3 separate regions of the Homo sapiens genome follow, and regions 1 and 2 are each linked to region 3. Evidence: chromatin loops called from intact Hi-C (ENCODE). Cell type or tissue: ascending aorta. All regions are shown on one strand. Region 1 holds the start of LIPE-AS1 (LIPE antisense RNA 1). Region 2 holds the start of ARHGEF1 (Rho guanine nucleotide exchange factor 1). Region 3 holds the start of DEDD2 (death effector domain containing 2).

Evidence for each region. Peaks named below come from ENCODE experiments on the same cell type or tissue, not always from the same donor. Only the 100,000 strongest peaks of a DNase experiment are listed, where the experiment ranks them.
Region 1: a loop joins it to region 3, with 5 times the contacts of the local background. A loop is called at or near these places in 3 of 110 quality-filtered maps.
Region 2: a loop joins it to region 3, with 5 times the contacts of the local background. A loop is called at or near these places in 2 of 110 quality-filtered maps.

The regions. Positions count from the first base shown.
Region 1 is chr19:42,395,719-42,398,218 of GRCh38, forward strand. It overlaps LIPE-AS1 (LIPE antisense RNA 1), which reads left to right and starts at 1,430. Exons shown (of 3, transcript NR_073180.1): 1 at 1,430-1,506. It overlaps LOC101930071 (a long non-coding RNA gene), which reads left to right and starts at 1,410. Exons shown (of 2, transcript NR_126041.1): 1 at 1,410-1,506. RefSeq lists enhancers at 957-1,096, 1,117-1,276, 1,131-1,814, 1,815-2,498. In ascending aorta, no CTCF peak of the experiment used is centred here; DNase peaks (open chromatin) are centred at 893, 1,363 and 1,888; H3K4me3 peaks cover 1,776 bases; H3K27ac peaks cover 1,087 bases.
Region 2 is chr19:41,883,062-41,885,561 of GRCh38, forward strand. ARHGEF1 (Rho guanine nucleotide exchange factor 1) reads left to right here and starts at 123. Exons shown (of 29, transcript NM_004706.4): 1 at 123-228. RefSeq lists silencers at 1-317, 1,182-1,331 and an enhancer at 1,198-1,407. In ascending aorta, no CTCF peak of the experiment used is centred here; DNase peaks (open chromatin) are centred at 56 and 1,210; H3K4me3 peaks cover 2,500 bases; H3K27ac peaks cover 1,116 bases.
Region 3 is chr19:42,216,661-42,219,160 of GRCh38, forward strand. It overlaps DEDD2 (death effector domain containing 2), which reads right to left and starts at 1,017. Exons shown (of 5, transcript NM_133328.4): 1 at 972-1,017; 2 at 20-385. The coding sequence starts at 347. RefSeq lists silencers at 148-353, 435-494, 505-604 and enhancers at 1,376-2,252, 2,253-2,500. In ascending aorta, no CTCF peak of the experiment used is centred here; DNase peaks (open chromatin) are centred at 329, 501, 1,211, 2,051 and 2 weaker places; H3K4me3 peaks cover 1,763 bases; H3K27ac peaks cover 2,423 bases.

The DNA.
Region 1 (2,500 bases), 180 kb after region 3:
AGTGATGGGGAGGGACAGAGAAGGCCAGATCTGTCCAGATCAAAGAACAGAGGCCATGGGGGAAAGGTCCCTTCCAGGCGAAGGAGACCGCCATGAATCATGTTCTTATCACCTCCTAATAGGCTCATGATGCAAGTGCACCTCCTAATCACTATTTTCGACCCCAACCAGGCTCACGCCCACAGTCAGAAGGGTTGGACAAGCTTAGTATCGTGGATTCACGGGAGAAAATATCTGGGAGACCCCATCCTTGGACCTGCTTTCCCCAGGACCCAGGAGTCCGGGTCCCCAGCTCTCCAGTTCCCCAGCCCCAGGAGTCCCAGCTCTCAGCCCCTCTCCTTTTGTTTGTTGCCTGCGTTTTCTTTTTTCTCTCTGGGCCTGTAACTCTTTGTTTATCTCCATCTATGTTTTGTGTCTCTCTTGTATCTTTACATCTGTATCTGGATTCTCCCTCACTAGGCCTCAATTTTCTCACTTGTAAACTGGGGATAATACTACTAATAATAATCCAATCTCTCAGAGCTGTGGCGAGGAAGACATGAGATAATTATGTAAAATGCTCAGCACAGAACCAGGCCACAGTAAACTCAGTACAAGAGAGCTCTGTTATTATTACTGTTTTATTTTTGCCATCTCCCCTTTGGTATCTCTATTTTTCTCTTAGTCTCACGTGAGTCTCCAGTCTCCTCTAGCTCTGGGTTCCTTTTGCAGACAGCACCTGCCTCTGACTTCCCTTTTCGGGATGAGGAAAGGGCATATCCAGGCCAGAGCTTCCCCTGAGCCTCTTCCTTCTCCCTCTCCATTACAAGCTCCGCCTCATTACCCAGAACACTTGCCTGGGGGTAAGGCCTGGCTCCCTTCCCATAAATAGCCTCATAAAATCCTGAACCCCAAACCTGTCATCCCTGGGCGGGCGAGTGACTCAAGATCCCGGAGTTCCCGCTCCTAGACACCAAACCTTCAGGTTTCCAGCCCCCTCCTCCCTCTGACCCAGGAGTCCGGGCCCCTAGTCCCTCCTTCCTCGGGTCCCAGACTTCTCCTCCTTCAGAACCAAGGAGTCTGAACTCTCAAATCCCCAACCTTCCTCAAGACCCAAGGATCGGGTCAGCAAACAGCCTAGGTATGTGGGGCCAGAAACTCCATTCACGACCATTCTGCGACCGTCTACGCCCAGGGCTCCCACCCCGACTCAGTCCCTCCGGAGGCGGGTCCGACACGCGAGGCGCTTCTTTGGAGTCTGGCGGCGAAAGCTATCCATGACGTCAGTCACTATCTTCCAGCCAATGGACACTCGGCCTTCTACCTCCCTGGGCCACTCAGGACCCTTTGCCTGGTAGGCGGGGCCCACAGCCCAACTCGGGCAGCGATAGGCTTTCGGAGACGCCAGTCTCTGCCAGGCCCAGTCAGTCGGCCAATAGACCCGGAACCTGAGGGATCGGAATCCTGGTCCACTCCGCAGAGGCCCGAGCGGGCTCGCGAGGGAACGGGTTCTCCGAGTCTGGCCGGGTAAGCCCTTTCCAGCACGCCTAGTATTAGGATTCTGCACATAGCTCGGGTGGAAAACCGTGAGGCTTAGTGAGGCTTGAGGCGGAGGGGGGAGGAGCTCAGTCCCGGCGAACCCATCTTGCTTTCTTGGAGAAACTGAGACCGGGATACTGGATCTGTTATTCATCCATCCGTTCCTCCCACCCTAAGCCTGATTCTCGTCTGCTCCTGCCTTCCTGTTCCTTCATCCGTTCTGCCCTTCCTGCCCTCAATTCTCTCACTCACGGATTCCCTCGTCTAGCCACTCACTCACACACTCTCCCACCTATTAGTTAGACAAACATTTCCTGAGGCTTCTGGTGTGCCAAGCCTCGTGCTGGGCGATGCTGGTGACCAAGATGAGTCAGGCCTGGGCCGTGCCCTCAAGGAGCCCGGGTCAGATGGGAGGATGGACGTTGATGGGCATGGGTGTGCGGAGACGGTGGGAGCCCAGGAGAGACTTTTTTGAGTTTGGCGTGGTCGGGAAAGGGTTTCCAGGGGAGGGGCCATTGGAGCTGGATCTTGGAGGAGCAGAAGGTGCCAGGCAAAGTGGAGATGCCAGGCAAAATGGGTGTGGGGAGGGTGTTTCAGCGTGACCAAAGACAGGGAGGCATGCAGGAGCAGTACTGCGTGCAGGTGCCTAAGCGGAAGGCCAGTCAAGTCTGTATGGCCAGCAGGGGAACTGTAAGGCTGGAGGAGGCCGAAGAGATGAGCAGAGGCCAGGCTGAGGAGCTTGGACTTTGTCCTGAGGGTGAGGGGGTAGTGGAGAGCCATGGAAGGGTTGAGAGTAGTGGAGGACAAGGTCATAGTTGGTCCAGAACTGGAGGAATGAGACTGGAAGCCAGTAGCCCAGGAGGTGGCTCTGGCAGGGATTCAGGTAGGAGAGAGTGGAGCCTGGATCAGGGAAGAGGCCGAGGGGATAAGATAGAGATTCAGGAGGCAAGGCTTGGTGCTGTGGCTCGTGTCTGTAATCCCA
Region 2 (2,500 bases), 330 kb before region 3:
CGGGGAAAGGAGGGGCGGGCAAGCGGCGAGAAGGGGAAGGAAGCGGAGGTGCCGGGCGGGCGCGGGGCGCGGGCAGGAAGCGGGGAGGGGCGGCGGGGCGGGGGCCTCCGGAAAAACGCCCCGACTTCCTGCCCCGCCAGAGCCAGGAAGCGGGAGCCGGGACCCAGGGCCCGGGATCGCCGAGCCCGACCTCGGGCGCCCCGCCGGTCACCTCCGCGCGGACACCAGGTACTCGGTCCCCGGCCCCGCCCGGCCTCCTCCCCTCGGCTGTTGGGGGAAGTGGGGAGGAGGAGGGAGGGGCTGGGGCGCTGCCGGCAGCGGAGGGGCCCCCTTCGGACCCCACGGAACCAGCGGCCGCCCCTCCTTGGGCCTCAGTTTTCCCATCTGTCAAAGGGAGCAAAGAGGGGAGAACTCACACTTGACGAGTGCCCCATAGGTGGGGACGAACGGTGCGAGGCCGGGGCCAAGGCCTCCCACCTGCTCAGTGGAGAACGGACGATCACTACCATTGTACGGGTGGGGAAACCGAGGCCCGGGGAGCCAAACCGACTCGTCCCAGGGAACGCACATCGTGAGAAAGTGTGGAGTTGGGATTTGAACTCGCACGTGCTTTCCGCAAAGCGCCATCCTCCAACCCCCGCATGCTTTAGGGCCACCTAAAAATGAAAAACAACAATAACAACAACGACGAGGGTCGCTGTGAAGCTGAAAGTTGCAGAGTGCATTTGAAAGAGTTTTCGGAAAGCTCTTTTCTAGGTCATTAATTATACCGTGAGAGACAGGTGTAGGGAGAGAGCTGGAGGCCTTCTCCCATTGTACGGATGGGAAGACTGAGGTCTACAGAGAAGTCATTACTTTTTGCAGATTACACTGCATGTCAGAGGGAAAGTTGTGCTGGAACTCAAGACTATTGCTTTTCCGGTTCCAAAGGAAGGGGCTGGGGGTGGGAGACGGAGGGGATTGATGTACGAGGATTGGAAATTCAGCGGGTCCCCTAAGTGGGGAGACTAATAGGACGGGGAGCCCCAGTCCGCCGTCCGAGTGCTCAGCGCTGGGGTGACTAGGAGATCTCCGATCGAACTCGGGAGGAGTTGGACCCATCTGCACCTCCGGGCGCGGGGCGGGGCCCGGGGAGTGACGGGGGCAGTCGAGATACGGAAACGCTGGCCCTCCAAGACAGGCCAGAGCGGCCCTATCTGGCCTGCGTGGCGCAGTACAGCGCTAGAGCGGCCGGCGGGAGGAGTAGAGTCGTCGGGGCCGGAGCCCGGCAGGAGCCGGGCTAGAGCGGCTGGCAGGAGGAGTGGAGCTGGGCGCAAAGGTGGACTCAGGGCGGCTAGAGCGACGCGGCGGCAGGGGTGGGGAGAGTGCGGAGCCCGAGCGCGGAGGCTTCGGTTCCGGTGGCGGCGATGGCTTCTCTTTCCACCTGGAGCAGGTGAGGGACGCGGTCCCCAGCGGGTGTCAGACCCTGACTCTGCACGTCCTCCCCGGCATCCCTGGCCGTGCACACTGCCACGTCCCCCGTAGGATTTAGGGCCCGCGTAAGACCCGCCACGTCCATGTAAGATTTGGGTCTCGTGTAGACCCGCCTCATTCCGTATAAAGTCTTACAGACCCTCCAGGTTCCTGCCAGCCCCCCATGGAGAACTGGCTTCTTATAGACGTGGGGTCCTCATAGACCAGTGGCATCCCCTAGAATCCGGGGCTCTATAGACCATGGGTCTCGGGACCCACCACGCACCCCTATGGAATTCTGAGTCCCTTTTAAGTCTCCAGAGGTTCCACAGACTGGCAGCTGTCCCTATAGAATCATGATCCTGTATGATCCCTGGATCCTTTAGACCCACTGTGTGTCAAATAGAATCTGGGGAGTTACACATTCCAACGACTCTTTTAGGTTCTTTAAGGCTCCAGAAGTTCTTGGAGACCCTGAGTCACCTGCTCAACACATTATAGACCCTGAGACCTCCATAGAACTCAACACCCATGTGGCCCCCCAACCCATGGACCTTCTAAACCAGCCCTAACCCCCCAGCGCCCCATGCACGCAGTGTTCCCTCTGCTGGACCCCCCAGGCCTTGTCAGTTGCCTATAGATCCATCTATTCTCTGACAGCTTCACCTATAATTCTCCAGCCTTTGTGGGACTCCCCCAAACCCCTCCTCCTAAACAGGCGACACTCCTCGCCTCCATCATCTCCAACCCCCAAGCCTCTGTGGAGCAGCCGTATCCAACTTGCACTCCTGCCTAGGCCATAGTGACCACATACCCGTGACTTTTCCAGGCATCCATAAGAAGACATGATGTGTCTCAGAGCTTTGGTTCAGATTTTAGTTTCTGAAGGGTAGGGTGGGGGCTCCCCATGCTCTGAAGCAATGCTCTCTGTTTTATTTTGTTTTATTTATTTATTTATTTATTTTTGAGACGAAGTCTCACTTCTGTTACCAGGCTGGAGTGCAGTGGCGCGATCTCAGCTCACTGCAACCTCCGCCTCCCGGATTCA
Region 3 (2,500 bases):
CCCTCCCATTCAACCGTACCTGGCCGGCGCCGCTTGCGCGCCAGGTGCGGCAGCAGGTCGTGGCGGGCCAGCACGCGCAGGAGTTGCCCCAGCAGCCGCAGGTTGCTCTCGTCGCACTGCCCGCGGCGCTCCAGCTCCAGCAGGAGCTCTAGGCCGCTGCGGGCCCGGGCTAAGCCTCCGGCGGCGCCAGGAGCCTCATCCAGCAGAAAGGCCAGGAGCTCCAGCTCGCACTCGGTCAGTTGCCCGCCCACCACCTCGAACATACGGTGAAGCGACAGCATCCCGTAGTAGTCCAGGCACTCATCCTCCTCCCAGCACGGGGCCGGGGTCGACCCGGATAGCGCCATTCCCGGGGGAGGGAGGCGGAACAAGCTCAGAACCCGGCCTAGAACCCACACAGCGGGGAGGGGGCAGTGGTCAGCGACGCGGAGGCCCGAACCCCACACCGCCAGCGCGTCTCCCCCGCCCAATCGCGCCGGGCAGGGCCGCTCCCGCACCCCCAACCGCCTCGGCCTCCCCCTCCCCCGGGAGGGAATGGTCCCGCCCGAGGTCCCCTAAGAACAGGTCGGGACGCCGGAGCCCGCTCGGCTTCTGCCCCCACCACCGTGCTACGTTCGGAGCTCGCCTCCGGACCTGACCAAACGATGCGGCCCAAACAAGCCTCGGGGCCCACCCCGGGGCTCCCTGCTGACTGCCCCTGACTCTGGGTAGGACTGCCCAGACGAGCCCCTTTTCTCCGTCCAGCGGTACCGTCTGATGAGTCCCCCGGCTCTACGCAAGTGGTACCTCCCGAAAGTGACCCTCTGCCCCCTACACAGAGGAGCGACCCAGGCAGCCCCTTTGCTCCACACAGGTGGTACCGTCCGAACCCGACCCCCTCGCCCTGCAAGGGCGGCCCCGCCCGCTCCCCAGAGCCCAGGTGGTCCTGTCTACCCGCCACCAGTCACCATTAGGCCTCTCTGGATCCTCACCAGATTCTGGCGTCCGATGACTCCTGGGCGACGGCCGCAGCCACTTGTTTTGGATCTTTCTGGCACCTTCTCTATTATTACGCCTGCGTCACCTCGCCCCTCCTCCTTCCCCCAACTCGCGCAGGTGCGACCGCCACGCCCCTTCGGCGCATGCGCAGAACGAGGCCTCCAAGCCCCGCCCTTCCTGGGCCGCTTGACCTGCCCCCAACCGAAGCATCTTGGTTCGCGAGTGCTGCGCTTGCGCAGAGCGAGAGCACGCCGCCTCTTGGGCTGTATCTGGTACCCGGTTCCAGGTCCCTACTTCCTGCCCGTGACTCAAGCCACCGGGGCCATGTAGCGCCACGTCACGAGTAGTTGTAACTACTCATCTCATAAACTACAGCCCCCTCCTGATCACGAGCTAGACGCCCACATCACCACTGCCCCTAGTTGCCCGTGGCAAAGTAACACAATCACTACTTTCCCGTCTCCCAGTAAACTCCCAGGCCTTATATGATCTGGTCCTGGGCACTCCTCCATTAGATTGTCCCTCACTTCTAGTGACAACCAGGGATCTACATCTCAACTGTGCTCTCTCGTGATCCCAAATGGAAATCCCGCCCCCCCACCACCACCCCCGCAGTCTATAAGTTCCTTCCCCTGATCAAAACCAGAATTCCCTCATCTCACGTTCAGGACGGATACCTCCTTCCAAGCGGCAACAGAACCCTCCATTCCGACTGTGTACATCTCGATGGCGTCCATCACGACCCCCATCACAGTCAGATGTCTCCACCCAGAGCCAAAACGGCCCCTCCGTAACCCCTTCCAATCTCTGCCCTCCAGGGTCGCCCAGATACCCGCTCCCTAACTTGCAACAACTAGAGAGGGTCTGTCAGGGAGTCTAGGCTGTGGTGTATGCGTGTCCCCTTACCGCGGGGCCTTGGGTGTGACGGTCGCCACGCCCCCCACTTAGGTGACTCAAGGTCAGGACCTGCATGTACTTGAGACAAGTCCCCTCCCTGGACCTCTTCCCACCCCCGCAATTAACTCCTCTTGGGAGTCGGGAGATCTGGGTCCTGCCTAGCACTGGCCCAGTACTGGCTCTGCCTGAGCTGTAGCAGTGAATTCAAAAGAATCGGCTGCGCGCGGTAGCTCACGTCTGTAATCCCAGCACTTTGAGAAGCCGAGGTGGGCGGATCACACGAGGCCAGGAGTTCGAGACCAGCCTGGCCAACATGATGAAACCCTGTCTGTTCTTAGCCGGATGTGGTGGCACGCGCCTGAAATCCCAACTACTTGGGAGGCTGAGACAAGAGAATCTCTTGAACCAGGGAGCAGTAAGCAGAGATAGTGCCACTGCACTCCAGCCTGGGCCACAGGGCGAGACTTTGTCTCAAGAAACAAACAAACGCCAGGTGCGGTGGCTCACGCCTGCATTCCCAGCACTTTGGGAGGCCGAGGCGGGCGGATCACCTGAGGTCGGGAGTTCGAGACCAGTCTGACCAACATGGAGAAACCCCATCTCTACTAAAAATACAAAATTAGCC